4 separate regions of the Homo sapiens genome follow, and all the other regions are linked to region 1. Evidence: chromatin loops called from intact Hi-C (ENCODE). Cell type or tissue: ascending aorta. All regions are shown on one strand. Region 1 holds the start of TRE-TTC2-2 (tRNA-Glu (anticodon TTC) 2-2). Region 2 overlaps ATP10A (ATPase phospholipid transporting 10A (putative)). Region 3 overlaps ATP10A (ATPase phospholipid transporting 10A (putative)). Region 4 overlaps ATP10A (ATPase phospholipid transporting 10A (putative)).

Region 1 (8,000 bases):
GAAGGGGAGACTTGGTCTACTTGAAGAATGGCCCCTCTACACTGCAACAGGAATATGTTGTAAAGATCCCCCTTCCCCATTCTCCAGAGGACCTGTGGTCATTTGTTCTATTAATTTACACTGATTTTGATGTGGCACTGCTTCAATCCCTTGCTGCAGGTAGGAAGCTCAGAATTTTTATTGTTATTTATTCCTCCTTCTCTTCCAATACTTTTGTGTGGTTCCTTGGAGCTTAGTAAGTAAATGATGTTTTGGCCTCAACCTATCTCAGCATGGTTCCTGTGGGTTGCAGACCAACCTGATTCCATTATGTACAATTCAGATATACATACTTGGCAACTGACATTATTGTAGTGCTCCCGGAATCTTGGAGTGAGGACTACTATGGTGAGAAAAGACAAATGGTGTTCCCAGAACTTCCCCCTTCTTATCAAAATGGTAAAGCCAAAGTGATCCTGCTTCCCAGAGGGAATCAGAGAGATTTGTGCCACCAACAAAGACTTGAAAGATGCAGAGATTTTCCTATCATCTACCCAATTATTCACTTGTCCACTTGACCTGTGCAAAAGACAAACAGATCTTGAGAATAACTTGACTCATGCACATTTACAGCCCCCTTCACCTTGCTAACTCATCCTTCAGGTCTCAGCTGAAATATCATTTCCCTGAGAAACTTCTCTGACACATAGAATAAGTTGTGCACACCCTCCCCCTCCCCCAAAAGTCAGTAAGGCTGAGCGCATAATGGTAGATGACAATTTACACAAAAATAACACTTGCATAGGTTGGTCTAAAGCCAGGAAAACAGATACTTCAAACAGGTAAATCTAACAGAGGAAATTGGTTGCTAATTTTTTTTGAGGAGCTAGAGGAGCAAAAGGGGCTAACAATTAGATTATTCAGCTATTAGTAACTGCAGATGCCACCATTCACTTAGGGTTGAAAGAACAACAAAGGAGGATGGTATTACCTGCAGGTAGGAGTTTGCCATGCAAGACCTCTGCTGGGCACACCATTGCCACTGGGACCACACCACTGTCAAATCCACTTATGCTCTGCTGAAGCTTCCTGGCTCGTGGAGCCCACGGCTGCCCACTACTGCCACTGCTAGTGGCTCTTAGCTGATGACAATCCCTGTCAGAATGTTCAGTGCCACTGGATTGCATAGTTGCTGGCAGCCATCAGGGAATGTCTGCTGCCAAGGACACCATCAGAAGCTCTGCTTTCTTGATATATTCCAATCTTCCAACAGAACCTCCCTGGGGCAGGTGCTAACCCGATGTCTACTGGAAAGGGAGTCTGGGGAATGGGGTTTGCAGAGATCCAGGCCCCTCAAAAAGGAGAATACTATAAAAGATTCTAAAGAGGACACAAACAAATAAGAAAATGACCAGAGCAGTCAACCCTTTTGGCTACTTGGCATCCATTCCCAGCCTTCCACTTGAGTTTCATTTCTGTACAATACAACGCTCAGAGTAGCTTGCTGGATTTATGAAACAAGTGAAACATTTTCATCTACTTTTTCAAAAGGTGGGGCACAAAGTCCCATCTATAGCTGTCCCTGAAGCCAACCCTGGATGAGGCTGACAAGTTAGTTCTGGCCAAAGCCAATGGTACCCTGGAGTTGTGTAATGGAAGTGGGAATGGAGAGTTGCCTCCCACTCCCACTACACAATCTTTTAAGATTGAGTTTTTGTGTGTGTGTGTATGTGTATTTTAGTAGAGATGGGGTTTCTGTAAAGCATCCCCTGTAAGTATGTCTCAGATGGCAACCAGTATGAGAGATATTTACAGGAGAAGTTTTTCAGAACTCAATCATAAAAGAATTGTCATATGTCACATAATAGAAATGTCTAATGCAATAATTGCAAGGATTCAAATGATCTTTTGGACCAAATCTTATATTGCCTCCAACACAAACTGAGAGCATAGAATTAAAATTCGGTCAAGGAATGGAAGTGACTATCTCTGCATGAATAATACAATTTCCCCCCACATAAAATCGTATCCCTGTCTGCAACCCATGCTGTTGGTTTATCAATGGTCCAGGCTCTCACTGGTTCATGTTCATGCTTTCTTGACGGATTTTGATTTTGATTTTGATTTTGATTGTCCGAATTAGGCTGAAGCATCAGCATTGGGAGTAGTCACAAGTTGGTCAATCCAAGTGAGTGGCACAATGATTGTTTCAAACAATAGAACTTTCAAAGGATGCCCCTGCCTGTTCTGGAAGCGGTTGGCTCTCCACTACTCACACAGGCTTACATTATGGTTAAGAGTATCCAGGCCTAAGCACGGAAAGAAATATTTTAATCCCATTTGGGAAATGGCTTAGAAGCTAAGAAAGTTTCAAGAACTTTCTACCTCTGAAAATGTGCATTTGCTAAGAGTATTGACCTCAACTTAGCCACATGTGTGATTCTATCCAGAGGCTGATCCCGTGCCTCAGTTTCCCCAACTTCTGTGAAAGCTGACTTGGTGAATGGGATCTGGTTTCTGTCCTTGCCCTCTACGTCCCTGTGCAAACCTCTACTGAAGCTATATTTCTACTTGCAGACCTCTCACTTCTTTATATCCCAGCCCTAGTGACTCCTGCTTCAGGAAGCGCCTCCCCTCCCTTCTCAGTCCTCAAAAAACTTCAGAGGGAGGCTCCTGTGGCATGGGATCTTCCATGCTCCTTCTTGTCCCTCCATCCTGTTCACCATCTCGCTATCTGCCGGCCGGAAACACTCACTGGGGGCATAGAGAACAGTGAATTGCCTAGAACGTAAGAATTCCTTTGTAAGATTTGACCCCTAAATATTATCATTTGTTGTGAAAATTTGGTATGCAAACACAGCAATGCTGATTACACAGCCCGTTTTGCCGGGGTTGTGACCTACGAGGTGAGTCTTCAGGTCTCCACACATCCTTAAGGATTATGTAGCTTTTCACAGTCGTGTTTTTAAGCTTCTTGCTAAGGCTTATAAATTTACGAGTTTCACTGTGTTCCAAAAGAAAGGTCCAGTCATTCCCACACCGGGAGTCGAACCCGGGCCGCCTGGGTGAAAACCAGGAATCCTAACCGCTAGACCATGTGGGAGATGACAAGTAACCGTTGAATTCTAAACCAATTGAATCATTTCCGCCTGCCCTTGCTTTCCGCCTTCTGCCACGCCTCCGACAACAAATCCCTGTCTGCGCCTGCGCCTGCGCGGGCTTTCGGTGCTGACCGCTTGTTGATAGAGGTGTGCTCCTTCTCGAAAGGCGGAGGCAGGGCTGGGCGCTGTGGCTGCTGGCACTACCCAGTTCTTCAGCAGCGCTGTGCCTGGAGGCCCCCAGCCCCTCGCCCCCCGGCTCGCGGGAGGCGGCACCAGACCTCCTCAGGCCCTGGTCCCTAGGAAACTGCAGCCCGGCCTCAGTTTCCAGAAAGCTCCTCCGTGCGATTTGGGAAGAGCACGGTTTGAATGGTTGAAAATAGAGGGGCTGAAGAACCGAGCCGCGCGGGCCTGGCTCCGGGGCTGAGTTCCCTAGCGGGCGCCGAGCGGAGCCTGCCATTAGACCCCATTTTGCCAGTCAGGCCATTTTAACTGAAATTTTGCATTTAGATTAATTCTAATTTCGTGAGCCAAGCCCGAATGGATGAAACCCCGAATAACCCATAGGACATGTTTTGGAGCGAAAGGCCTTCCGAAACTGCGGGCTTTAAGATCTTGTTCAGAGAGCATGCTCTTTGCAGGGACGTGGTTGGAGCTGGAGTTCTTTATCCTCAGCAAACTAACGCAGGGAACAGAAAACCAAACACCGCATGTTCTCACTTGTAAGTGGGAGCTAAATGATGAGAACACATGGACACATAGAGGGGAACGACACACACTGGGATCTATGGGAGGGTGGAGGGTGGAGGAGGGAGAGGATCAGGAAAAATGGGTACTAGGCTTAGTACCTGGGAGATGAAATAATCCGTACAACAACCGCCCATGACCCAAGTTTACCTACGTAAGACACCTGCGCGTCCTGCACATGTATCCCTGAACTTAAAAAAAAAATCTTGTTTAGGGATGGCCTTACATTATTAAAACAAAAATAAAAACAAAACACCTAAAATCATACGGGAAGAACCCACTAATTGCACTATGGTAACAACACTTCCATGGCCAAAAAAAAAAAAAAAAGTAAAAAACTAAACTGCTGAATGGCAGATAAACATGTAAAACCCATAAAAGAAAAAAAAAAGAGACTGATATTAAATAGATCAGAAACTACACATGAATGATAATAAGACAAACACTGCTATATTAAAGTGAGAACTTAATGAGACCAGGCCCTTCATGGAGAGGAAGCCTATGGCTAAAAGGCATTTGAGAAAGATCTCAGCCTCACTGATTGACAGCCAGCATTTGGCCAACAAGCAAAAGTGTGGAAATGTCAGGTACCGGCAAGCATGTGGAGAAAAGGAATTTCCTAGAAACTTGTAAAGCTTGATCAGGGAGGGAGATTGTCAGGATTTCCTAAACGTGCCTATGATCAAGCAATTCCATTTAAAAATTTTTTGCAAAACCAGTATGGTTCTGGAACTGCTGTGCATACACGGAACACGAAGAAATACTGCTTTGAAAATACCTGTGTCAGACACAGCCTAAGGCACAGTAGCACTACCACACTGCAGCCGGCAGAACCGTCCTAAGCAAAAAGCACAAAAGGATGGAGGGGTTAAGAGATTCTTAATTTCAGCTGTAAGAATTTCAAAGGTCTATGTGATGAAATTAAATAATTCTTAAGTATTTCAAACGTTTATGGGATGAAATCACTATAAACAATGCAACAGCCAGCCCTAGGCTGGGAGAAAATATTTGAAATATGTTTGATAGGAAAAGGTGACTATCCTTAAGGCACGACTGAATCTAAGCATGCAAGAAAAACCCACAGAAGGGGCTGAGGCTGTGAATAGAGGATTTAGAGGAGAGGGGTTCTGATTGGTCAGCAAATGGGGGCTGGAGCCAGCTCTACCTTGCTGGTACCATAGCAACACAATTTAAAGCAGTTCTAAAATATCCAGCATTAGGGAGGAAGTGAGGCCACAATCTCAGACAATGACAATAGGTACAGCCCGTTTGGGGCAGGAGCAACCTGACAATTACCTATCAAAATAGGAAGGTGCACCTTCAATCTAGAAATTTCAATTCAGTGTTGCCCAAGGCCAGGAGCCCTGTGATGGCCAGGTCTTAAAGGAGTCAGTGTGAGGGGACAACTCTGGGCAGTAGCAAGCAGTGGGGACTTGGGAACCCTGAGGCCTCTACATCCTGGTCTGCTGCTCCTACACCAGGACAAGGCCATTCACCTTTCTGACAAATGAATAGAGCGGCTGGCTTTCTCCTGCTGTGCTGCGCAGTTTTGCTGGGAATCGCCTGCCCAGGCAGAGGCGGTCTTCCCCAGCTGTTTCTCTCTCGGTGGTGCCATGGATGGATAAGGGGTGAGTGTTGATTCCAGGCCCAGATGCTTAGACAACTGGCGATCCTTTCCCACTCTGCTAGTCCACTACCTGAATGTAGAGGATTCTGAGGCTGCAGGAGGAGCCAGCGCCACAGATGGAAAGAGAGCGGGTCCCTGAGTCACTGCGTGGAAGCCCCTTCCAACCACCAATGAACACATCGGGTTTTTAAAGCTAGAAATAAAGTTTTATTGCATTCATCATTTAAATTTGGGGCTTGTTTGTTATCACTACCCTAAGCGACACAACAGGATCGTGGAAAAAGGGCAAGCACCACAAAAATGAAACAAATGTTCTAGTAGATGATTACGTGCCTTAGCAATGATGGGGGTGGGGTGGGGAGACATGGGGGTAAAGTATGGTAGAAACTGAAGTACAACAAGAAGGCTTGAATAGTTTGCTTCATTTTACAGAGAAGTATATCAGGATCCTTCGCTTCAGTTTGGTAATATTAATCCAAATAATTTTTAAAAATAAGAATTAATCATACATTTCTATAATTTATTGGACACTTGATGTATTTTAATAATTTAGAATTTAGATTTCAGAAATGTTTAGATCTGAAAGATAACTGGGGATTGTCAAGGCTAGAACCTGAAAAATATCCAGGAGGTAGAAATCACTGGCCCCAAATCATCCAACTGAGAGATTTAGTGAAATCCTTTTAGCAGATCATCCTGTATTGGTCCCATGATAAAAATAATATTGGAATATGATGAAATGAATGAAAGTCTAAACAGCATTTTTTCCATCAAGGAATGGAAAGTTCCATGACAACAAACATTCTGAACCAGTGTCTATTAGTTGTAATTTGGGTGCTATATTATTACTGGTAATCAATGGTTTATTAACTTGAGCAACCTGAGAGTTAAAGTAGAATAATATGGATTGTGTATGTGTGTCTGTGTGTATATTCATGTGTATAAGTTTCCTCCCTCTTTTGAAGTCAGATGTCCCTGGCATAAATGCTACTTCTAAAAGCTGACTAGTGCTGGGCAGGAGAATCGCTTGAACCTGGGAGCAGGAGGTTGCAGTGAGCTGAGATCGTGCCACTGCACTCCAGCCTGGTGACAGAGCAAGACTCCGTCTCGAAAATAAAAATAAAATAAAAATAAAAATAAATAAATAAATAAAAGCTGACTAGCTAATTTTTGGAAAAACTACTGAACCTTTGAATTTGAATTTCCCTCTATAATAAAAAGAGTCTCTGTGAGAGCACTGAGTCCTTGCGAGGGTGAGTTCTTAGTATCATGCCTGAAATGAAGGTAGTACTTACTGTGGGTTAATTGCCAGTGTCCACTCTCACCCTACAAATGTTCTGTGGAAAGCCTCAGTCTGGCCACCTCCACTCAACTACTGAACAGGGGTTAGCAGGGACCCATGGCTCCTCCAGTGACAGATCTTGTGGATGATCACTTCTCCAGTGGTGTTTGGTTCTGACTGAGCAAATTACCTGCATTTCACCCCATTCTGTCTGCCCAGACCTCTGTAACAGTATCATCCCCAGAAAGCTGAAGGGACTTGCTTAAGTGCACACAGCCAATTTGGCCAAGCTGCTGGGAAAGATATCGTGTGTTCTCTGTGTGTACATGTGTGCTTTCCTCTTCAGCTCTCTTTCTTTTGCTGGAATCTGGCAGTGCTTCTTGTCTTTATTGGTTATTTGATAACTGTTTAAGGCCTTGTGGTTTTTATCATCTTTAAGCCAATTAATCAGAGCTCTTTCATATGTAAACATCACATGTGCAACACATGTAAATACACAGAAAGACAAAAGAAGGTCCAGTAGTTGTAAGATTTTTCATTTGCCAGTTTTTAAGTTTCTTAAATGTATGTTTTCAAAAACCTTAAATTGAATGCAAGTTCCTTGGGTAAGAGTCATGTCTGCACTGGTTTTCTGCCCTGTCCGTGGAAAAGCATGGAGCGTAGTACACAGGTGAAATGCAACTACTTTTTTTTTTTTTCTTAAAGAAAGGGAGTCTCACAGTCTTGCACAGGCTGGAGTGCAACAATTTTTTTTGATAGGTTTATTTCCTTTTTAATGATAGTTAAGGTTGTAGAAATAATTTTTGGCAAGTCCAACTTTCTCAACTCATGTTAAATAAATGTGTCCAGTGGGGAAGGAAGATGATGACTACCCTTATTCTTGCTCTAACAAACACACAAAACAAAACAAAAATTGACATTGCTTCCAGAGAGTGTCTTTGGTGGTTCTCTAAGCCAAGCAAAACTTCTATTTTAAAAAGTAACTGTTTAATTATATTAGCTTAACCTCATGAAATTGTCAAGAATCCACTGGTTTTGACTTACTACAATGGAAATTTCATATCGTTCAACTTAATTCCTCTACCCCTAACTGTGAGTGTCAGATCTACCTATTATATTAACAGGGGAGACTAAATGGAAAGCTCACTGTTTAATTAAAATCTGAGGTTCTCCAACATCAATAAGAACAGCAATAACAACAAAAAATTGTACTTGCTTCCAAAATTACAGATACTTTGATTTTTAAAGTGAAAGAATATTTCAGGGG
Region 2 (8,000 bases), 410 kb before region 1:
CTGGCCACCCCCATTCTACTTCCTGTCTGCACAAGTTTGACTACTCTAGGCACCACATGTAGGTGGAGTCACATCATCTGTCCTATTTTTTTCGTTTGTTTGAGAAGGGGTTTCACTCTTGTTGCCCAGGCTGGAGTGCAACGGCACGATCTCGGCTCACTGCAGCCTCCACCTCCTGAGTTCAAGTGATTCTCCTGCCTCAGCCTCCCAAGTAGCTGGGATTATAGGCGTCCACCACCACGCCAGCTAATTTTTGTATTTTTAGTAGAGACGGGGTTTCGTCATGTTGGCCAGGCTGGTCTCGAACTCCTGACCTCAGGTGATCCACCAGCCTCAGCCTCCCAAAGTGCTGGGATTACAGGCGTGAGCCACCGTGCCCGGCCCGTCCTTTCGTGACTGCCCTCCTTCACTCAGTTTCCTGTCCTCTAGGTTCATCTGTGTTGTACATGTGTTAGACATTCCCTCCTTTTAAGACGGAATAATATCCCCTTCTATGTAGAGTCCATATTTTTGTTTATTCATTCATCTGTCGGCCGACATGGGCTATGTTTATCTGTTGGCTATTGTGCAGAATGCTGCTATGAATATGGCAGTGTAAATATCTGTGTGAGTCCCTGCTTTGAATTGCTTGGGTAGGTACCTGGAACTGTAACTGCTGGATCAGATGGTCATTCTGCCTTTAATTTTGGGAGGAATTGCCACATTGTTTCCCACAGCAGCTGTGCCATTTTGCATTCCTTCCAGCAGTGCACAGGGCTCTGGAGCTTCCACATCTTCACCAGCTCTTGTCATTTCTTCATTGTTTAAATGATCCAGAAAGCCTTCTTAATGGGGGTGAGGTGCTATCTCACTGTGGTTTTGTCTTTCTCTATTGATTAGTGATGTTGAGTATGCCTTGACTATCCTTGTTATGAGATTTTATATGAATGATTACCAAAACAATGGAAAAAACTCTTGTAGGATATGTTTGGTGGTTGTTTTCGAGGGTAGACCGAGGGTAAGGGAAATCATGGTGCCTGGGAGGGAGAAGGGGTCCTAGGGCAAGACGAGGTGTGCGGAGGGTTACTAGTTTAAGGACTAACCTGTGGTCACTGCTCCTGAGACACTTGTACGGATGTGTGCACGGCCACATCCCAAGCGTAACATCCTGGGGTGGGACGAGGAGAAGGAGGGTCACAGGGGCAAGGGCCAATGAGCAGGGCCAGTGAGCAGCATGCAAAACCATACCCAGGGCCCCTCAGGGGCTCTGAGGGCTGCAGGGTGGGCTGCCACTCCAGTGGTCAGCCGTCAGGATGAACTGGAATCTCATTCCAACGTGGAGGGTGGGTTTTACAGGAGCAGCCCACTCCGGTTGAGCGAGGTAGCTCAGGCAAAACCTGCTGGACTCCCCCTATGCGCTGGGCAGGGGCGGAGGAGGCCCCTGCTACCCACTGTCATGGACACTCCTTGGCAGAAATTTCAAACAAGCGTCGAGGAGAGGTGGGGCTTCCTGGGTGTCGGTCTTATACAACTGCTGCTCCCGTGCAGCAGCCAATGGCTTTCAGCTACATCAGCTGCAAAAGAGGTACATTTCTGTCAGAACTGTCCTCATTCTGCAATTTGCTCTCTTCAGTTTCAAACTACTCTAATGTGTCCTCACATGTGTGGCCACACACATAGGACTTTCACAAGCATGAACTGGACCCGACAGCTGGGGGACGACGTTGCCCTTCCAAGTGACGGAGATGTCACTCTGCAGTGGGCCGGGCTTCCAGAGTAGAGCGTTCTGAAGGACTCACCCTTCGTCACTGTCACCCAGAGAAGGCCTTGCATGCCCTTTCTTGTCTGCTTTGGCTCATTTTTGAGACTGCCATGCCCAGAAGTCCTGAGAACAACAAACTATTTTTTTTTCTTTGCATTTAAAGAAGGGAGGGGATGGCAATGCTTCTCTCTGGGAGTCTTTGGTGAAATCCACAATTTCCACTGGGCTTCTTAGCCCTGTCTTGGCAGCCTGGCTGGGCTGCCTCAGTGCCCCACCTGTCCAGAGCTGTCCTGCGTGTGCAGGTGCCGAGGGAGACAGCTGTGAGTGTGTAGCAGTGATGGGCATTCACCTAGTGGATATTTCCCGGCTCCAGCTGTGCTGTGTTTGGGCCACGGAGTGTGATGGGAGACAAGGAGGTTGCGTGTCCCTGGACAGTTACCGCTGTTACACTGATGAAAAGAACGTGATGGCAAGCCTTGGTGTGTGTCCCCAGCCTGGGACGCTCTCCATCAAAGTGCATGTGGGCATGAGTTGCATGGTGCCCTGACGCCCCTGCAGGGTTGGAGGGCAAAGAAGAAGCTCACCCAGGTCCCCTCAGGCTTGCTGGGTGATGAGGCAGAGCCACCCATGCACCGTGGGGTCAGGGCTCTGGAAGTGTTTTCCAAACAGAATAACCATGGCAGCCTCTTGTACCCCAAAGGCCTGAGAGTGAGTCTTCATCACAGGCCTTGAGCTTGGACAAAGGAGATTCAGGATGAGAAAGACGCTTGGCACTACCTGTCTACACACCTCTGCTGTCTTCCCAGCGTAGGGACTGCTGTTGATAATAAATGACGTCTGGTTAACTCAGACGGCCCAGCTAGTCAGGATCCCCTTCTTTGTTTTATTTAGTGATTGTGTCCCTGGCCAGGCCTCTTTAAAATTCACGGCTTCGGGAATAATAAATAAATAAAAAGAAACTTCACAGCTTCATTCTGAAGGCATAGATGGGTCAGCCCTGGCTGTCCAGAACATTTTTGCATTTCTCTCTGGATTATTTGCTGGACAGCTGGTCTGTCTTACATTATTTATTATTTTTTTGTCATTTAACTTTGAGATGCAAAGTTAACATCTGTAAAACTAAAAAGATAGCCTTTTCTAAAATAATTAAATTATGAGCTAGGAAATACCACTTTCTGCAGTAAAGCACGAATCTGCCTGTGGCATTAGAGAAGGCAGCTGTGCTGAAAGCTGGAAGGGAAATGGGAGGACAGCCCGGGGCCTGGGGCCTCCCCAGTCTCACCTGGGTTGCTGTCGCCCTCCAGCCAGAGAGGCTGGGAAAAGGTGAAAAGCAGACAGGTTTGCAGTTCAGGGAACAACCTGGGCTTTGTGTGCCATTTTAAACAAGAACTGAGGATGCTGAAAATTCCTCATTAGGAAGAAAACCTTAAGAGCCGGCCGAAGTCTGCCCTGGCTGGATGGCTGTGGGTGTGCGCACGCTGCTCGGGGAATTTTGGAAGCCGCGGATGGTCTCCCGGCAAAGTTGGAGGCACATCGTGTACTGGTTGGGCCTGAGCCTGGGCCTGGCTCAGAAGGTGTTGGTTTGTGCCATCCCAAGTCTGAGCCATGTCGTACACTTTCCAGCGAAGGCCTCCAGCTGTGGTTTGATTAATGAGGACCAGAGAACAGCAGTACCATTCTAAGCGTCCTGTAAGCACTCTTGTCACTTCTGTTGTTCCAAAACACTTGCCCCAGGTTAGGTATAAACTAAGGTCAAGTAGTTCGAAAGTATTTTAGTGCTTTTAAATACAAACATGAGAAGGGATTCATTCAGTAAGACACCAGGTTGACGTTGTGTGAGAACAGGCTAGGTTGAGATAAAAAAGGAGTTGCAACAGGAAGATCCTCTGGGTGGGGATCTCAGGGCCCGTGTAACAGCAGCCACACCACTGAGAGGCCCTGGAGATGGCTTCCCTTCTGAGTGAGATGAACCCCAGGGGCTGGGAGGGAGGGAGCAACCAGGCTGTCTTCCCCAGAGCTTGCTCAGACCACCAAAGGCCATCATTTCATTAAAGAAAAACAAGGTCAGGCGGCGCTGGCTTACACCTGTAACCCCAGCACTTTGGGACGCTAAGGCAGGCAGATTGCTTGAGCCTCGGAGTTTGAGACCAGCCTGGCCAACACGGCGAAAGCCCATCTATACAAAAAATACAAAAATTAGCCGGGCATGGTGGCAGGTGCCTATAGTCCCAGCTACTTGGGAGGCTAAGGCAGGAGGACCCTGTGGGCCCGGGAGGTAGAGGCTGCAGTGAGCTGTGATCACACCCCTGCACTCCAGCCTGGGCAACAGAATGAGACCCCGTTGGAAAGGAAAGGGGAAGGGGAGGGGAAAGGGGAGGGAGAGGAGGAGGGGAAAGGAAGGGACCAAAAAGCTGGTGGTGACAAAGTTGATTTTGTGATCCACAAATGTGCCCTCACCCTGAGTGTGGGAAGCTCCCCTGGACATGGGCTCTGCAGCAGTGGCAGGGTGAACACTTATGAAAGTCTTCATGCCTTCGAGGTAACAGGTCCAAACAGGTGCATTTTCAGTAGAGATGCGAGGAAAGCAGGAGGAGGGCAAAGCTGAGTCCCGGCCCCTTACCGAAGGCACAGATACGATGAGGGCAGGTGCCTCCTGGCCAATGAGTCAGGGAGCCGGGACCCTCTCTGTGCTCACTCCTCTCCCAGGTCTCTCTCCCTGCTCCTCTCTGCACTTTGCACCTCTCCCCGCGCCTCCCTGGCCTTGCTTGGCTTGGGCCACTTCCATGTGCAGGGGAGAAGCTCTGCTTGTAGTTACATCCAAGCACTTGCAGCCATGCACACTTACAGCTGGGGCCTGCATTTTCTAGTCACAAATAAGGACATTGCCTATGTCTCTCTAACTCCTACACCCACTTTTTCTCTATCTATTCTATAAATGACTGAAAGACAGTCTGGGTATATTTGTGATTTGTCTATTTCTCCTTTTTGTAAATTTGAGTTTCACGTATTTTAAAGCTCTGGTTATTAGGAGTACATCACTTGGGCGATTCTCATGTCCTGAGAAGGCCTTTTTATCATTTTCAGGTCCCTCTTTATGGCCTGAAGTCTATGTTGTCTGATATTAATATAATTATGTCTCCTTTCTTTTACATATTGTTTATATATTAAATCCTTTTGCATCCTTTTACTTTCAACCCACTATCTTTATACTTCACATGCCTTCTTTTGAAGAATGCATGTCTTGTCATATTAGCCAGAGATTACAGAAAATATTAAATCATAATGGGTTACTGCAAGCAATTGTCCTTTACCTCTGATTATCACAGGAATGCCTTCAGTGTTTCAGGATTACCACTCATTCTTTGATTCTTCAAACATTTTCTCAGCACATTCAAACTGCTAGGTTCTGTGCAAGGTGCCAGGGATCCAAAGTGAAGAGGACATAGTATCTGACCTCCGAGAACTTAGAATTAATTGATTTTGACTTTGAGCTGGGCACACTGTACAATGTCAAATGACTAACCCAGCTATTTTGTTACCAAGCCTCAGGAAGCCAGCCTTCCTACTTATTTTAGATTTGTTATTAGGATTTGGTAACCTATTTCACCTACTGCTTTTTTGAGATAATCATGAAGTTCGCCCCCATATTATGTTCATTTTGACACCAAACTTAGTTGCTTGCCATAGATTGTTATTGTGGATTTCCATAATACTCCCCATCCTAAAGAGCAGCTGTCAATGCCATTTACAACATGTATTTCTCTAAACTGGCTGTGGGATGCATATTCCTGAAGCCAGCGCCAAGGTCATTCCGTTTCCCAAGAGCAAGCATCTACTCTCCAGAGGAGAAAGACATCCTCTGGAAAGAAGGTAGGTTGTCTGTGCAAGGATCATCTGGAAGCTGGGAATCTGGAACTCTCAGATACGCAGGTAAATATGCGTCTAGTCCTTGTACTTGGTGCTCGCAACCATTACCTTAATTCAGGGAGCAGTGTCACCTTCCAAAGGAGATTCTTTTCCTATGCGTTGTTCCAAGAACAGAGGAGGTGGCATCAGGCTGGGCAGGGTTGGGACGGCTGTCACCTTCGGTCCGAAATCACTGGCTGAAGCCCCCACCACCCCTTTGTCTCCCCATTTAACAGGGCATAGAGATTCTTCTGACGTCCACTCATGCAGCAGCTCAGGTGTTCTAAGGGAAGTGGACCTCTCCTCCCAGCTCCAGCTGGGAGTCCCAGTCAGCACGTTCCCCTCCATTTGCCAGTGAATGGTTCTGAGGATGTTGTGCAAGCTATGCAGGGTGAGGCTGAGGAAACCAGGACTCTGTTTGGAATGTGGAGAGAGGGGCCCTCTGTGTCTTCTGAATAGTGATGCATGGATAAGTCCTGGGGGTGACTCCAGCCAAGCATCCCCGTGAACAGAGGCAGACTCAGGACAAAGCTGTCCCTGAAAGCTGGGAGAAAAGCCCAGGTCTGAGTTGCTGAGTCCAGGCACCCTCTCTTGGGACCTACACTGAGCCTGTGCCTGTTTTTCTGCTTGACTGGAATGAGGTGCATTTTCTGTGACTTGCGATGGCCCACACTCATGGCTCATTGCAGAATGAGCCATGCTTTCCTGATACGCCATGCTGAGGAATTTCCTTGTCCTCAGATCCTATGCCCTCTCTGCATTGCTGTCCTCGAAGACAGCATCCAAAGAGGCCCTAGGTCCCTCCCACACAGCAGGGAGTACACCCTTCACAGTCCCGGTGCCGAGCAGAGCCAGCAACTAAGAACTGTTTGACAAAGTAGAAAGAAGGGCTCGGAAGATGACATGCCATATCATTGCCTTGGGTTGTTATCATTTCCTGCCCTTCCTTTTCTAGTTTTAGAGGGACAGAACTAATGGCTCATTACAAAAATGCCTGAAGACCGCTGAGCTCCTTGGCACGTGGTGCTGATGGCCTGGTGCAGGGTGCCATGGTGGCCAGCTGTGCAGCAGCTTTGGTATGTGCCATGCAGCTGTTTTCTTCATAGCCTCTAAAAGGACTTGCCTTACGGAAGTGCCCTGAGATCATACTCTGTGAGGTCAGGTATTAATCATTTCATACACCAGTGGTAACTGGACACACTGTCTTTGCAAAGTGAAAGTTGTTTATTGCTTGTTACGATTTAACAGGCAAAATACGACACCAGGGATGTAATACCTACAAGGCGGTCTTCCTGAAATGCCTGCCCGGAACAGAATGCTGGGATGCACTCAACTGTGAATTTTTCTTGAGGTCTTCCTTTCCTTCATCTGGATGAAGTGGAGCCCAGCCCTCCTGTGTCAGTGAGACTGGAAGCCTCTGGGGGCCATGTGCTCTGCCCTCTGCCATCTCTGCTCATTGTTCCCCCATGTTCACACCTGCCTGCATTAACCATGAGCAGTCACACATTTGTACTCAGTGCGCAGTCACACATGTTGAAGAAAACAAATCGTACTGCTTGTTCTTAAAAATGAGATGAAAAAATAAATCTAAACACACTTTTCAAGTGTTACTCTTCTTTAAACTTTTATATATGTTAAGGCTCTTCTTTTTCTTTTCAATATACTCTACTTAGAATTTTAAAAAATAAACTTTCTTTTTTGGTACCTCTTGTTTCCTGTATTAGCCTGGGAAACATTTAGAAATACATCTCCCTAGAACTCTTCTGTGCAAATAATAAACATAAATAATATTAACATTTATTTATATATATTAAAAAAGGCCATTTCAAGGTTTTCACTGTGACCGCCTTGAAGATGCTCCTATAAGTAGTCTGTGGTCTGGCCCTTGAAGTCCTGATCGGCCTGAGTGGGGCTGGACAGGAAGTCCACGTCCCGCTTGTCCATCTGCAAGCTGCTCCGTCCGGGAGAACTGTAAGACACTCCCCAGCCTGCTGACCAGCGACCAGGAGGAAATCCAGTTGAGTAAGCTGAAGGTAGGCAGGCTGAAGAGGGAAGACAGGGGGGTCACCCTGCCGGTGCTGGCAGCTCTCACCTTGGACTCCTCAGGACACCCTCCTGGACTCCTCAGGACAGCCTCCCCTGGCGCAGAGGACATGGGGGCCGGTGCGCTCAGCCCCTCCAGCAGGGTGTGCTCCCTCACTGGCATGCTCATGTCCACTGTGCTGGGCTCCCCGCTGGCCTCCAGGGAGCAGACCGGCTGCTGTGTGTGCCAAGAAGGCTGGGACAGGGGCACAGAGGTCTTGACTGTCCTCCCTGATGAGTGCTCGGTTCCCGAGTCCTTCGGGAGGCGTCC
Region 3 (8,000 bases), 300 kb before region 1:
AGACCTGGCGGGTGGGGCCCTTTCTCCCTGGAGCAGGGACAGATGTTGGGCAGCCCAATGGAGTCGGTGTGTGCAGCTGTCACACGTGCTTCCCTCCAGCCTCTCACCCCTCACCCTGCTGCACGGTGGCCAGGGCACACCAGAGGCAGGATTCAGCTACGAAGACCTCGCGCTGAACCCAAACACCCTTGAGGAGAAAATGTTCCTGAGCATCCTGGTGGGAACAGGCCATGACTCCTGCTGCGTTGCCATTTAGTAAACCAGTGAAACAGCTAGGTACGTGTTGACCATCAGCTGCTCATAAATGTTCCTTGTAACTTTACAGGAACAAATAACATTCTGCGAAACTTAGACATGCACAAAAGAAATCAGAGTCAGAGAAACTGAATCCTGCTTCCCACAGTCACAGGCGGGTCATGGGCTCAGGTAGGTCAGGGGTCCTCTCAGACCCTCAGACTCGTCTACTAGGAAAAACAGCCTGGTCTGACAGACAGGAAAATGCAGGTGCTCTGAGCCCCAGAAGGCTGTCATGGGGACACTGTGTGGCTGTAATGCCTGCAAGGCCCTGGAAACGTGGGTCACTTACAAGCTCCGAGAAGCCGCGGACCACCTGCCGCCGCTTCAGGTTGGTCTCTCCATCCAGGTTGGCGGTCTCGATGTGGCATAGCCCGTCGGGGTCACTGGAGGAGAGCAGCAGAATGTCCGCAGGGAAGATTTCGTTGCAGCGAAGACGCACAAAGTCTCCCACGTGGATTTCTTTCCAGAATCGGTTCACGTATTTCTTTTCTTCCCTAGAAAACAGATTTTGATTAACAAAACTCACGAGACATTGGTCGTGGCTGGATCTGGGTGATGGGCACGTGGGGCTCATATGGCAATTCTTTCTACATTTGCATAGGCTGAAAATTTTGATAATAAACAGGTGTTTTAAAAAGAATATTTGGCCGGGTGTGGTGGCTCACGCCTGTAATCCCAGCACTTTGAGAGACCGAGGCGGGCAGATTATGAGGTCAGGAGTTTGAGACCAGCCTGACCAACACGGTGAAACTCTGTCTCTACTAAAAATACAAAAATTAGCCGGGTGCGGTGGTGCGTGCCTGTAGTCCCAGCTACTTGGGAGGCTGAGGCAGGAGAATCACTTGAACCTGGGAGGCAGAGGTTGTAGTGAGCTGAAATCACACTACTGCACTCCAGCCTGGGCTATAGAGTGATATTCCGTCTCAAAAAAAAAGAAGGAAAAAAAAAAGAATATTCATACCACTGAAGCTCACTCAAAGTAAAAGAAGAAAAGAGTATTCATAAAGGCCACATATTGTATGACTCCATTGAACAAGCAAATGCATAGAGACAGAAAGTGGATTTGTGGCTGCCAAGGGCTGGGGGAAAAGGGAGTACCAGTCACAGCTTAACGGCAAGAGGCTTCTTTCTAGGAAGATATGAATATTCTGGAATTAGTGACAGTTGCACAACACTGAATGCACTTGAATTTTTCACTCCAAAATGGTTAAAATGACCATTCCTAGGTCTACACTCAGAAGAGCTGAAAGCAGTGACTGGAACAGGTATAGCAAGCCAATGTTCACAGCAGCATCACTCAGAATTGCTAGGAGGTAGGATAATCCATGTATCCATGAACAGGTGAATAATAAACAAAATGGAGTATTATCCAGTCATGAAGAGAAGTGCTATAATACTGAAGACATTGTGCCAAGTAAAATGAGCCATTCACAAAAGGACAACTCTTGCCGGTTCCACTTAATATAAGGTGCCCAGTGGGGGAAAATTCAGAGACAGAAAGTGGATTAGGCACCATCAGTGGCTGAGAGAGGCAGAATGGAGAGTTACCATTTTATAGACACAGAGCTGCTGTTTGGGGTGATGGAAAAGTTTTGGAAATACGTAGTAGTGATGATTGTACCACACCGTAAGTATCACTAATGTCACTGAATGGTACACTTAAAAATAGTTGAAATGGCAGATTTTATGTGCATTTTATAATTTAAAAAATGTAAAATGGTTAAAATATTAAATATTATATTTTGCATGTTTCATCGTAATAAAAAATAATTAAAACACGTTAAGCCACGTTAAGCCAAATGGGACTTAAAGTGCAGCAGGTAAGGGAGATACTTGGCAGTTGGAAGGCCCCCTTACCTCCCAGGGACACATTCCAAGCCACCTGCTTAGAACAACACCCAATACAGTCAGCCTGCAGAACCTACGAGTCACTATCAACAGATATTTAGATTAAAACATAATTTTTAGATTTCTTCTTTAATTCTTTTTCCTGGAATAACAGGCTAACTAATGTCACAAAGGTCATTTGTAAGAGTTCCTTGAAGGCGGTTTTGGCCATTTTTAAATAAGTGGAGGAACATAAATTTATCTGAACAAGGTATGTTACACCTTGGAAACATACCTTGGAGAGGAAATCTCATTGAGAAATCCTCTGGGTTGCCGGGTGCCATGGCTCACACCTGTAATCCCAGCACTTTGGGAAGCTGAGGCAGCAGGATTGCTTGAGGCTGGGAGTTTCAGACCAGCCTAGACAACATAGTGAGACCCCCATCTCTAAAAAAAAATTAAAAAAAAAATTAGTTGGGCATGGTGGCACGAGCCTGTAGTCCCAGCTACTTGACAGGCTGAGGCAAGAGCCTCACTTAAGCCCAGGAGATCAAGGCTGCAGTGAGCCGTGATGGCACCACTGCACTCCAGCCTGGGTGACAGAGGCCCTATCTCAAAAACAAAGAAACAAAAAATCTGTCCTCTGGGTGATACTGTAAAAGAGTAAAAAGCACTAAAACACATTTCATGTTTACCATAACCATCTTACTAATCCTCCCATCCTACACCCCCCATAAAACTCTACTCTCACCCGAGTTCCAAGAGAGCAAGGAGTTTGGTTTGTATCTGGAGGTGGACTGTGTGGGCCACATCTATCAGCTCCCTGAGCATTGGATGAGAAGTATGGAGAGTTTGCAGAGCTAGGAAGCCACACGCCAATTTTCTCTCTTCTATTTAATTCCCCTGTGTGGATTTGAGGGACCCCCCCCTGGCAAAGTTCCAGAGGCTCCTAGGAAACCATCGGCTGCCCTAGATGCTGAAGAGAGGAGTGTCCCCTGCCATTTTAAGCCTCTACTTTTTTTAAATCCTCTAATTCAAGATCCACCAAACCAGTTATGTACAAAGCATAGCTCTGGGGCACTACGTTGGGAACAAAGATACATTAGATGATGCGGTTCTGACCTCGAAAACAAATGCAAGGCAAGCTATCACCGCTAGAGAGCGCCCTTTGGGGACTGTGGAGTCAAGCCCCTGAAAGTGTTCCCAAAGTTGTTCTTCCTGAGCTTACCCAAGCATTCCTCAGAGCTGCTTCTCCTGCTGTGACAAGCTCGGTCACCTGCAGGCCATGTGGTCCCAGCATGGTCAGTCCAGGGAACCATGGGGTCCTCTGGCCATGCAGAGGCTCGTTCCTCAGGCCCCAGCCCGAGGTCTGAGAGGAGGCATGGCAGTGGCCCCCATCCCCAGGCCGTCCAGCTTACGAAGGCCAGTCGGACCCCTTCTGAGCACAGACAGGAAGCTATGATGACTGAGACACTGACATATCTAGCCATGTGCCTACTTCCTTTTCCAAAGGTCAAGCCTTGACTTCATGTCATTACAAGCTTTTTTGTCCTTCTTCCTTCTCATGAGCGTCTGCTGGGCTCCTGCAGAGGACACGAAGCCATTTGAAAGGGCCTGTCCCTTTGGAAGAAAGTTTCCCAATGCTCAGTCACAGTTTGCTCTCAGAGGAAGGCAGCCTATGCCCAAGCATCGGCGGGGCAGGCTTTGTTGCGATGGGGTCCCCAGGAGACCGGGCAGTCCTGGGCCTCACCCTGGGCGGAGGAGGAGAGACACCGCAAGGCACTGTCTCTGTTCAGTTTATGTTAACTACATTCCATGTATAACTCTCATCCAAAATAAAGTCAGTTTCCATCTGCTTTGTAATCATAAAACAATAGCTTGCCTGCCCCATCCAGGAGGCTTTTAAAATAGAAACTTCAGGGGAGGCATCTGGGCTCTGAAGGAGATTCCCCCCTGAGGACCCTCCACACATGGAGAGATGGGGGTGCCACGTGCAGACCTCAGGTCACTGTCCTGGTTTGTGGGAGTGGGGGAAGGGGTTCCTCATGGGCTGCAGAAAGGACGCTGGCTTCTAAGAAAAGGCCCTGGCCAGGTGCAGTGGCTCACGCCTGTAATCCCAGCACTTTGGGAGGCCAAGACGGGCGGATCACAAGGTCAGGAGTTTGAGACCAGCCTGACCAACATGAAGAAACCCCATCTCACTAAAAATACAAAAATTAGCCAGGTGTGGTGGCACGTGCCTGTAATCCCAGCTATTCAGGAGGCTGAGGCAGGAGAATCGCTTGAACCCGGGAGGTGGAGGCTGCAGTGAGCCGAGATCGCGCCACTGCACTCCAGCCTGGGTGACGGAGCGAGACCCCGTGTCAAAAAAAAAAAAAAGAAAAAGAAAAGGCCCTGCAGTCCATGGGAATCCCTACCAGGGACAGACCCTGGAAGACTCAGATTCAGGAGCCCCTTATGAAGGAACAGCGGGACAGGCCCCTCCTTACTGCAGCAGACCAAAAAGGCAAGAGATGCCTCAGGGGTCCAAATCCTGCAACCACTCCAGCTGGAGCACCCGGCAAGGAGCCTGGGCCCACATCAACCCTGCCATGTCACCACTGGCTGCATTTCCCTAACAGCCTTTCCTAATGTCCCCTGAACTGTGTCCCCCGAGAGACTATTTGGAGAGAGAGGCTCTAAAGAGGATTAAAGTTAGAATGAGGCCATAAGGCTAGGCCCAAATGCAATGTGGCTGGGGTCCTTATAAGAGAAAGGCAGCAGAGGCGTGCGCACACAGCTGTAAGGACAGGGAGAACATGGCGAGGGGAGGGGCCTCAGGAGGACCCATCCTGCCCACACCTCGGTGTCTGACTTCCAGGCTCCAGAACTGCGAGGTGATACATTCCTGCTGTTGAAGTCACCCCATCTGTGGTCCACTGCCACGGCAGCCTGAGCTGACGAATACACTTAATAACGTCCATTCTCGTGACTCTGGCTGGAAGGAGCAGCTCACAGGCTGTAGTGACAGAAACTGAAGGGCAGGCAGAAGCAGTGAGTGGCAGGAGAGGCATCTCACCCTGCAATTTATCCCCATGCACAGGTTCTACATACCCCCAAGACAGAAATCGAGCCCACTGGCACAACACTCTTAATACCAGCCACTCAACCACGCCCTTCTTGAGGCTTTTATCAGCACGGACCTCTAGAGACAGGAAGAACGGCTGGCTGGGGAAGTCTGGCTGTGCTGCTGAAGAGGACATCGTTGAATGGGCATCCAGTTCTCTGGCCCTGGTGGCTGGAATGGGGGCACCACCCACCTCGCCCAGGGGCAGGGTCTGCTTGGAGAAGGGACAGAGTCCAACAGTGACCAACTTTGAGTTCAAGAAGCTGGTGGGGCTGTGCGGGGTCCGGTCTCCGGAGGTGTCTCCAGCTTTGAAGACAGGCAGATGGAGACAGAAATATTTGGGGGTCTTAAGCACAGAGGTGACAGCAGCCCCCACTGTGGATGTCATCACTGAGAGCACCAGGGAGAAGTGTGGGGAGAAGGAGAGCTGAGGGCTGAGCACAGGCCATGCAGGCAAGGTCGTGCCCAGGCGGGGAAGCTGGCGTTGTGGCTGGGGGCAGAGAGGTGCCACGCCAGCACACGGCATCAGGGTGGGCCAGGGCTGACCACACAGGGCCCGGAGGACACAGGGTTCCTGGGTGCCTGCCACCCCAGCCAGCAGCCACAGGTCTGCCTCCACACCTCGGCCTTCACCTCCCACGGCCGAGTGAACACGGCTGGAAGGACATCTCGAATGTGTGCCCGTCACCACCGCAGTTTTACTCCATTTTTGGAGACAGTAACTTCCAGTGGCACATCCATGAAGGCAGACAGTCCTCTTGCGCATCACTCAAGCACATTTCATGCCCAGCTGTAGCAAGACCATGTAGTCTTTTGAACGACAGAACTGTTCTTCAGAAGTGGACCTCCCCTACAAAGGCCATGGACGACTAAGAGCTTGGGACAGGTCTTTAGGCCACACCAGCAGGAGCTCTAGACGCTAAATTCCTCTCAGCATTGAGACATCATTATCATCTTTTTTTTTTTTTTTTTTTTTTTTTTGAGGCGGAGTCTCGCTCCATCCCTCAGGCTGGAGTGCAGTGGCGTGATCTCGGCTCACTGCAAGCTCCGCCTCCTGGGTTCACTCCATTCTCCTGCCTCAGCCTTCCGAGTAGCTGGGACTACAGGCGCCCACCACCATGCCCAGCTAGTTTTTTTTTTTTTTTTGTATTTTTAGTAGAGACGGGGTTTCACCGTGTTAGCCAGGATGGTCTCAATCTCCTGACCTCATGATCTGCCCGTCTCGGCCTCCCAAAGTGCTGGGATTACAGGTGTGAGCCACCGTGCCTGGCCCATTATCATCTTAATTGTAATAACAACATTAAAAAATCAGCAAAGCTGTGCTGGATATCCTATTATGACCCAGGCCTGCACAGAACATTTCACAGTCTCTCTCAGTGAACCCTCCCACGATCCTGACAGTATGTTCCCACTTACAGACATGGAAACCAAACGCGCAGAGACTGACCTCCCAAAAGTCACACAAACCTGGGTGACTCCAGGGTCTGGGAAGCCTTAGAGAGATTTGGTTTTGAAAGCACATCTGATCTGGTAGCCTAAAGGAGGAATATCTCATGAAGACTATAAAGTGCTAAGCAAAAAAGTTCTTCCATTTTTCCCTTTAAAATTATGCAGTGCAGAGACTAATGTGGTCTGAGATAAAATATCACTAAGCTTGAGAAACGGTGGAGGCCAGGCATGGTGACTCACATCTGTAATCCCAGCACTTTGGGAGGCTGAAGTAGGAGGATCATTTGAACCCAGGAGTTCAAGACCAGCCTGGGCAACATAGTGAGACCCCATCTCTCCAAAAAATACAAGAATGAGCCAGGTGTGCTGGCACACCTTGGTCCGAGCTACTCAGAAAGCTGAGGTGGGAGAATGACTTGAGCCTGGGAAAGTTGAGGTGGCAGTAAGCCCTGATTGCGCCACTGCAGTCCAGCCTGGATGACAGGGCAGGACTCCTTCTTAAAAAAAAAAAAAAAAAAAGAAGAAAGAAAAAGAAAAAGAAAAGAAAAAGGTGGGAGGAAAGGCAGACAGTTCCAGATTTGTGCCAGTGTTTGACACAGACATGGAGTAACACAGTTCAGTCCATTTGCCAAAACCACTTCCAATGTGCAAACAACTGGAGGGGGCTTGTCCAAGATCAGGAGTCACCAAACTGTGTTTTTTTTGCTACAAACTGGGAAGTGCCCCCTACATCGGCCTGCATAGATGAGGGATGAACTCCTCCCTCACTGGTACCACCTGCAGTTGGGACCATCTGAGGTGTGGCCATAGAAGGACACTGCCCTCCCCCAGGATCACCTTGGGGACTTCCCTCTGGGCTAAACAAGCCACTGAGAGAGTTCCCGCTAGGGCAGGGTAGCTGTTTATTCCCCTGGCTTTAATCAGGCTGATTTGGTGGCTTTGAGAGGTGCTCCCAACGTGGGCAGGGCACACCTGACACTTGAGGGGCCCCAGCCTGGCCACCTGACAAGTTCCTTCTGCACAAAGCCGCCACACCCTTCCTCACAAAATCCCTCCTGCAGGAAACATGTAGGAGCAGCACTAAACAGCTGGCTTTGGAATGATCAATAATTAACGAGGGTGCTTCACATCTGGCCACTACTTTCATTTAGGGTCACAAAGCCACGGTGCACACACAGTCTCAAGTGCATTGATGACTCATCCCCAGTAAGACAGGGCGCCAGCCCAGAAGCCTGGACTCTGAGTGCCCGAGTTCCTGATCTGCAGAACGGGGGTCTGTAGGATCGCTACAGTCTCCCCCAGCAGACACTGACCCATTTCC
Region 4 (8,000 bases), 340 kb before region 1:
AGCCAACAACTTCTTTAGTATTCTGCTCAATTAAAAAAAAACCCTGACAACTCACCACAAAAATGTCTTTAGAATTTTTCCATTGATAGATAAAACAGAGCCTGGCTCATAAGAAAGGCTTAGGAGTGGGGGGAAGGAGGAAGAAGGGAGAGAAATGGAGGGAATAAGCCTTCAGTATAAACGAGCACAATTAGTGGATTTCTTTTTTATCAGCTCTCTGGTCAGGCCTGGCATTCTACTTAATCTAGCAAGTGTCATAACATGGTAAAAAACTGAACTGTCTTTAATGACACATACAAAAAGTGAAGGTGGTTAAAAATTATAGAAATGGCATAAACACTGTTGACACCACCCCAGGTTAACTATGGCTCTGCCGCAACCACACATTTCCCTGCATAGAATACAGCCATAAAGGTAATTACTCAAAACTCAGTTCCTACTGTTTCCCAGTGTAAAGCGTACATTAAAAGGGGCGTGTGCTAGATAATCGTAGCTCGATTCAATAACTGAAATTGAAATGCTATTTTAAAAGGCTCTTCTTGGAGTGTAATTAGCCATCAGTCTCTCTTCTCCTTGGACTGAAATGGCCTCTCGCTCTATTTCCAGAGCAGGGCTCTGTTTCAAGGAGTCTTGTGTTTATTTAAAGCCTGTGGATTATCTTGAAACCAGTGGATGGCTTTTTCCAGGGCAGACATTTGCAGATACAAAGTACAGGATGGCCATGAAGGCAGTGAGTTCCAGAGAACACCAGGATTATTCTTGGCAGACGAGGAGGGTAGGACTTAAAATATTTTGTCTCTGTTTATTATTCTTTCTCTCTAAGAAAAATGTCATGGACATGGCTCAGAAACAGTAGGACATTCTGTCTCTGGGACTTCAGAGCTGTGTTTGTAATGTTCTACCAACAATCCCATGCCCTGGGGAGTGTGCGCAGGGGAGGTCCCAGGCACGGGACGGCTGGCTTCCTCTGCATCCTTCTGGAACTGGGGAGGATTTGGAGGATTTTTAGAACTGGAGGGATCTCTAGAGACTGGCATGGGCTGAACTGGAGCCCCTCATCCGCCGCTAGAACTCATATATTGAAGTCCTAACCCCACGTAGCTCAGAACGTACCCTTATTTAGAGAGGAAGTCTTTAAAGAGGTAACTAAATTAAACTGAGGTCATCAGGGTGGACCCTAATCCCACATGACTGGCGGCCTTATACAAAGGGAAAATCAGGACGCAAAGACACACAGAGGGGAGATCATGCAAGGACACAGGGAGAAGCCAAAAAAAGAGGCCTCAAAAGAAACCATCCTGCTGACCCCTTACTCCCGAATGTCCAGCTTCCAGACCTGTGAGAAAATAAACTTCCGTTGCTTAAGCAGCCCAGTCTGCGGTGTTTCATCAATGAGGCCCCAGTAAACGAATACAGAGACCATCTTTGAGTTTCTCATTTAAAAAGCATTTCATATCCAGAGCACACCTTCTGGATGAGGAAAATCCTGTTTACATTGCTTATTTCTAACAACAGGCAACACACAACACTCCCCATTTAGGAAATACATTGATTTATCCCTCCATCCACTCATGTCTACCCCTGACTCATTCCAAACCAGCTTTGAGGTCATGCCCAAGTTATCCATCAGTCAGACTTGTCAACCTGCCCCCTGGAGCATGGACAAAAGTAGAGGCCCCCGATCCACCCTTCTGCTCTGGGCACACTAACTCCATTCTTCTTAAAAAGCAGATATCCAGCTAGGGAAGAGGAAGCAGTTCTACAGATGGATGGTGGTGATGGTTGCGCAACAATGCGAATGAACTTAATGCCACTGAACTGTACACTCACAAATGATTACAATAGTAAACTCTGTGTTATGCATATTTTGCCATGATAAAAAATTTCATTTACTGCCATGCCACCCTGAATGCATCCAATCTTGACTGATCTTGGAAGCTAAGCAGGGTCAGTACTTGGATGGGAGACACAATTTAAACATTTTTAAGTGGATATAAACCAACTCTGAGAATTGACTGAGAAGAAATGAAATAATCATCAAGTTGAACATAGACCAGAAATCTGGCACCTTTCAGTACAAGTACATAAAGTCTCCCTCGCCAGTAATTCGTGAGGGCACTGCCATTCTGATCGTCATCACCATCAACATAATTACAAGTTTGGGGAGGCTTGCCAAATGCCAGGCATTGTGCTAAGTGCCCTACAATTATCAGGCAACCCTGCTAGAAAGTCAGTTTTTGCACCACCTTCAACTTAGGATCTTTAAGTATCGTGCCCAAGGTCACAGTGGTCTTGGAGTGACAGACTGGAGCTTTCTTGGCCTCTGAGCTATCAGCTCAACCATCAATACCTGCAGAGACAATCTGGCATTAACAGAAAAAGATTGTACAAGTAAGCCAGAAAATGTGTAACAGATTCTATAGAAACGTCCCCCAAAATTTAAATTGCTTTTTATTTTTTATTTTTGAGACAGAGTTCTGCTCCTGTCATCCAGGCTGGAGTGCAGTGGCGGGATTTTGGCTCACTGCAACCTCCACCTTCTGGGTTCAAGCGATTCTCCTGCCTCAACCTCCCAAGTAGCTGGGATTACAGGCGTGAGCCACTGCACTCGGCCTTAATTGCTTTTTAAAGTTCTAAGTTTCCAAAATTTAAGTTTTAGTATTTTGAAAACATGCTTCAGCTCAACATACCTTAATCTGATCATAGATACCCTCTTTCCATCTTCAGCAATGCCTGTGGATGTGGGCTTACCAGAGCCCACTCAAAAACAGAGTAAAAAATCAGGAGCGAGCCCGGGGACTTAGTGCTAGTTCTTCTGATTAATAAATATGAGACTTTTGGCAAGTGAAGAGAGGGCATTTGGACTCGGATCTCCGGGGTCTCTGTTGCCCTATAAGTCCACAATCCTGTAGGATGCAGAGATGGTTCCAATGAATCCCTGTGCTTGGGATGACAGACTCACTATTGCAGAAACAGCATCACCTGCAAAAGTGCTGCCCACACATGCCAGCCTCAAGCTGAAGCACTGCCCTCTGCATCTCTGCTGCAGCACCCCAGCATCTCAGACAAAAGGAAGCAGACACCGTGAAGGGTTCGCCCACTGCAGAGCAACATGTTCAAATAAATATCTCACCGGCAAGAAAGAAAGTGCTCACAGTTTCTGTTGTTGTCTTACAGATATTTCTGAAACTTCTTTGGGCAAAGTGATTTGACCTGACTAGGTGGAAAGAAAGAGGCAGGACAGTGGTGCAACAGAGAGCCCTCCAGCCCTGCCCCTGAACTTGCGTTTCTGCTAGAGACCGCAGCAGCAGGTGCTCCAGGGATGCCCAGAGCCCTGCGGCATGCTTCTGTTTCCTCCTGATGCCTGGGACCTCCTCCTGGTAGAACAGCTGTGTCCCCTCTTCAACCACATGGGGGAGGCGTGTGTCTAATTCAGCAGTGCCCAGATTGCTACTTGAATGAATGGTTTGATTCACAGGGGAGATTCTGTTACCAACCTTGTATTTCACATTTGTATTAAGTGAATTGCTACTAAGTACTCAACAAAAGCAAATACAGATGTCCTCCATCTTGAAACAGCAGTGATGTTGGAAAGGGCATTTACAGTCCATTAAAGAGGATACTGTTATTTTTTTTCTATCATAAAAAAACTAAAGTAAAGAGGTTCATATTGCTTCAGCCATTGGGTGAGCACACAGCACAGGTGCACACTTGGGTCATCTGCAGGTCTGCTGCCAGCAGGGACCCTGCCTAACGCTCCAGGTGGAAATCTGTGAGTGAGGCCACCTGTCTGGGTCTCTGGATGATGTGGGCAGAGAGAACCCTGGTGAGAGAATGCACAGAGAGCAGGGGCCAGCACCTGCCAGCCAGGCAGGGCCACCGCCTGCACCAGCAAGAAGACGTGGAAAACACACACACTCCCGTCTTCTGCATCTGGATCCCGTTCTGAAAACGCCCTTTGCATTTCCCTTCATGATACTCCCAGGTCACAAGGAGGGTGAGGTCCCCCTGGTTCACTTCCAGCCTTGACATCACGCCTGGACATGGTCCTCGAAGGCTCTCAGTGACAAACACAACACCTCTGTCTACCTGGCTTTGGTCTCGCCACCTGCTATGGGCCTGTTTGTCCCTGGACTGAATGATCCCCGTCTGATCACAGAAGTTTTCCACCTTAACAAAGCCTTGGAGACAGCTGCTGCCCTACAGAATGCAATCCTCATCCCGTGCAACAGCAAAGCTCTGCTCAGGGTCACTGCGCTGACCTCCTCGGCTACCATCCCTCCCAGCACCCATTCCTGCCACGCAGGGAACCCTGAGGAAGCCCAAACCTTTCTGCATGGCTTCCTCTGTCTTGCCATCCTACAGCATCAGGCGAAGTGCCCTTCATTTAGCATTTCAGGATGTTGTCTTTTCTGGAGAAGCCTTCCTGACGGCCCCCTGGTAGGGTAGGCAGGTGCCACAGCTCCGAACTTGCTTAGTCCCCATGCAGACATCAAACCCCGTGCTTCCTGGGTGTGGCTGGAGCTGGCTCCCATTCCTCCTTCACTAGACCACAGGTTCCCTGAGCACAGGTACTCTGTGCCCTTGAGACCATCACAGTGCCTGGCACACACATGGTCAGAGGGTGACGAATGCTTATTTCAGAAGGATCTCAGGTGCCACAAGCTTCTGGATCACCCCAGAACTCCGTGCTGGGCTCTTGGGGACCTAGAGCCCCTGCCTGCCGCACCATCTCCCAAGAGGGCCTGCTGAGGCGTCTCTGTGGTTCCAGAATGCATAGTTCCTCTTTTTAAAGTGCGGGCTCTTTTCCCCTGGCAGCAATACAAAATGATTTCTACATAGCCTCTAATCCGGCTCCTTAGCTCCTTACTTATTGATCATGGGTAAAGAATGCCTTCATTAAATTAAGTCAAGCATTTTAACCCAAATTAATGGAATAATTACCCCAACTCTTTTGTTTTGTACTTTCTTTATTATTACTATTATTATTATTTTGTATTTCAATCTAATTTGTATTTACCACTTGATGGTCAGTGCTGTGGAAATTCAAAGGAGGGCAGATGGCCCGATCCCAATACTGAACGAATGAGTGAATTTACTTTTTCACTGCCAAGACTGTATTGTCAGGTGAACATTTTCAATTTGCTAAACTGAAACAGCAAAGTAGTCTGTTTTTGTCCACCACGTGTCTCCTGACACATAGTGGGTACTCAATCAGTTATTTATTGAAAAAATAAATAATAAATAAATACCCAAGTGAAAGCGTCTGGTGGCAAGAAACACCGAACGTACAAGGAAACTTAACTCAAAGTGATAATTTCTCCAAGTTCCACAGATTCAGTGTTACTCTAGGGGTTAATGCCCCGTGACAAATACTGAATAGAAATGAGCATGAAACCCATTTAGACAGCAATGTAATCTATAATAGCGGCTGTGATTGTATTATTTAAGGTATCCCAAATATGGAAGTGATAAGTAGGTTGGCCCAGCCGCTCATGGCGGGACACTCCACTGCACGTCACACAGCATGTGACGGAGAGTGCTGCGTCCCTGCCTGACGTGGTTCTCGTCTCCACGGTGACAAGCTGACAGGGACAATGAGAACTGGCATCCAGGCCTCCGCAGTCCTCTTTCAGAGTCAGCTTCACACAGGTCCACAGGTGGCTTCTGGGAGGCTCACGCCTCAGAGAAACTGATCAAGGGGTGTCTGGGTTCTGCCTTCTTTTTCTAACTGGAGATTTTCTTGCCGCAAGCACCAGTGTTAGAGATCAAGTGGTCCTCCCTTAGTTTCTGAGCAGAAAGGCAGCTTTTCCCTTGTTAAATTCTAGTTTAGAACGCAGGCGCCAGCCTCCCCTTGCCTTTTCTGCCTTTCATCTTTTGTCCCCTTGCCTCCTGACTGTCGCACAGTCAAAAAGCCTCGGTAGATGGTGGCAAAATTCAAAGGCTCACAGTGCGGGGTTAGAGTTTGAAGTCTCAAAATCAAAACCCTTTCTTTCCCTCCTGGCCCCAAACGCTCCATGCTGTTTCAGTGGGCTGTGGCTGTCAGCAAAGCCTTGCTTTCTCCTCCGTCAAATGCACCTAAGAGTCCCTAAGAACTGGCTGTGCATTCAGGCAGTAGGTAACGAGAGTTGTTTCACAGAACACCAAATTCAAACCTAGATGAGGGCTGCTCGTTAAAATTGCCCTCTTGAACGTATTTGTACTTAATCCAACAGGGTGTCCCTGCATGAAACCCGCCTGCAGCCCCTCTGCTGAGCTATTAGCACAGTGAGATCCACATCAGTCTGTCTGCTTCCACAGCCACAGGCCACTTAGTGCCTCTTCCATCACTACAGGTGGGGGTGATGGTGTGAGCAGAGGCACGGCTTTTGGGTGTGAACGTGTCATGCTTTAGCGCTCACTCAGTAGACAGCCTTGCTGGAGAAAAGGTGCTCTCTCTGTGCACAGCGTAAGAGGGGTCTGGAGCCTCAGTGTATTTGTAATAAAAGGGACCCTAAAGGCAGAGTTCCATGGACCACAGGGCCATTGGTAGCCACATAGAGGAAGACCATACTACTATTTTAGAGGCCAACTGGGATGGAGAATACAAAAAGAGGTCAGCTAAGAAAAAACCTCTTGCGCTAATCTGGGGAATGATTCCAAGACTGAAATGGCAACAGAAATGTGAAATTCTAAAGCACAACCAGATCTGCTCAGTCATCAGATTCAAAAGAAAAGTTATCCAGCACCAGACGACTGGGCAATTTGGACCAAACCTCTAGTTACTGGCAAACAGAGATGCTGGACAGAAAACTGAAGACAGCTGCCTGGAGGTATGAAGGATTTAACAAGAAAGTGAAGAATAAGCAAGCCAAGAAATAAAAAGACAAAAATCCAGAGTTGAGGCTGGGCTTTGAGGTTTCTTTTCCCTGAGGAGGGTCTACAGCTTCTGCAAGATGTAGTTAAGAGGTTGAGTGGAGCTCATGAGACACATGTTGGTGCTCGGGGCCTATATTAGTTGCCTGTAGCTGCTGTAACAAATGAACACAAATGTGGTTGCTTAAAACAACAGTCATTTGTTGTCTCGCAGTCCTGGAAGTCGAAAGTTGGAAACAGGTCTCACTGAGCTACAGTCAAGGAGTTGGCAGGGCTGTGTTCCTTTTGGAGGCTCTAGAAGAGAATGCATCTCTTTGCTTGTTCCAGCTTCTTAAGTCACATTCCCTGACTTATGGCTTCCTTCCATTTTTAAAGTCATCAGTGTGCGGGGATTGAGTCTGTCTCACGCTGTATCACTTTGATAGTGAGGTCTGATTAACAGCCTTAATTCCACTTACAACCTCCATTTCTGCTTGCTATGTAGCATAACATATCCACAGGTTTAGGTGAGTAAGATGTGGGCATCTTTCGGGGGACCACTATTCTGTCTACTATAAAACCTACCAAGAGAGGGGCCTGATAAACACCTATGCTTTCTAACGCAACCAGGAAGAACGGCATCACAGAGGTGAACTGCGGGAAAGAGCTTCAACATGGAACTTAATACAACACGGTGCCACTGCATCAAACACATCCAGAACACTGCTGAGCTCCTTTTGTGCAGCTGCTACCCAGCTTAGAGTCAACTGAGTGGCCCAGAAAAATCTCAATGTGAAAAATGGAGTATAATAATTCCAAATTGCTAGAACCCCTAGATACTAAACAAAACCAGCAAAAGTCTTCTTTATATATGTGTGTCTGTGTGTGCACATGTATGTGTGTGTGCATGTATGTGTGTGAGTGTGTGTATATATATATGAAATACAAGGCCTCAAATTATTTGTAAAAAATCAATTTCCAGGTACAATGTCAGACACAGACTCAGGGATAACCAGGCATAACAGGATGTAAAGCATCATGGAAGAACCAACAAAACAAGAATAGGAACAGATCCACAGGAAGTTTAAAATCATGCTTGCTGTGATCATAAAGCTAAAGATGCACCTGAAATTTTACAACAGCTAGAAATTATAAAATGTGACCTT

Evidence for each region. Peaks named below come from ENCODE experiments on the same cell type or tissue, not always from the same donor. Only the 100,000 strongest peaks of a DNase experiment are listed, where the experiment ranks them.
Region 2: a loop joins it to region 1, with 3 times the contacts of the local background. A loop is called at or near these places in 2 of 110 quality-filtered maps.
Region 3: a loop joins it to region 1, with 3 times the contacts of the local background. A loop is called at or near these places in 3 of 110 quality-filtered maps.
Region 4: it touches region 1 in a loop (2.8-fold over the local background); 6 of 110 quality-filtered maps call a loop at or near these places.

Annotation. Positions count from the first base shown.
Region 1 is chr15:26,079,224-26,087,223 of GRCh38, forward strand. It overlaps TRE-TTC2-2 (tRNA-Glu (anticodon TTC) 2-2), which reads right to left and starts at 3,082; the gene lies at 3,011-3,082. RefSeq lists a silencer at 3,320-3,389. In ascending aorta, CTCF peaks have their summits at 3,463 and 3,663; DNase peaks (open chromatin) are centred at 2,508 and 3,188; H3K4me3 peaks cover 1,332 bases; H3K27ac peaks cover 1,842 bases.
Region 2 is chr15:25,671,860-25,679,859 of GRCh38, forward strand. It overlaps ATP10A (ATPase phospholipid transporting 10A (putative)), which reads right to left. Exons shown (of 21, transcript NM_024490.4): 21 at 6,853-8,000. The coding sequence ends at 7,482. Among named protein-coding and RNA genes, the nearest start is that of LINC02250, 97 kb to the left of the region's middle. RefSeq lists enhancers at 848-1,556, 1,557-2,264. In ascending aorta, no CTCF peak of the experiment used is centred here; DNase peaks (open chromatin) are centred at 3,282, 6,225 and 7,942; H3K27ac peaks cover 7,821 bases.
Region 3 is chr15:25,780,433-25,788,432 of GRCh38, forward strand. ATP10A (ATPase phospholipid transporting 10A (putative)) reads right to left here. Exons shown (of 21, transcript NM_024490.4): 2 at 587-791. Among named protein-coding and RNA genes, the nearest start is that of MIR4715, 64 kb to the right of the region's middle. In ascending aorta, a CTCF peak has its summit at 3,251 (motif pointing right); DNase peaks (open chromatin) are centred at 5,037 and 7,899; H3K4me3 peaks cover 683 bases; H3K27ac peaks cover 3,012 bases.
Region 4 is chr15:25,736,621-25,744,620 of GRCh38, forward strand. All of the region lies in intron 2 of ATP10A (ATPase phospholipid transporting 10A (putative)), which reads right to left. It also overlaps the pseudogene RNA5SP390. Among named protein-coding and RNA genes, the nearest start is that of MIR4715, 110 kb to the right of the region's middle. In ascending aorta, a CTCF peak has its summit at 3,388 (motif pointing right); DNase peaks (open chromatin) are centred at 931, 1,741, 3,391 and 7,101; H3K4me3 peaks cover 1,594 bases; H3K27ac peaks cover 7,543 bases.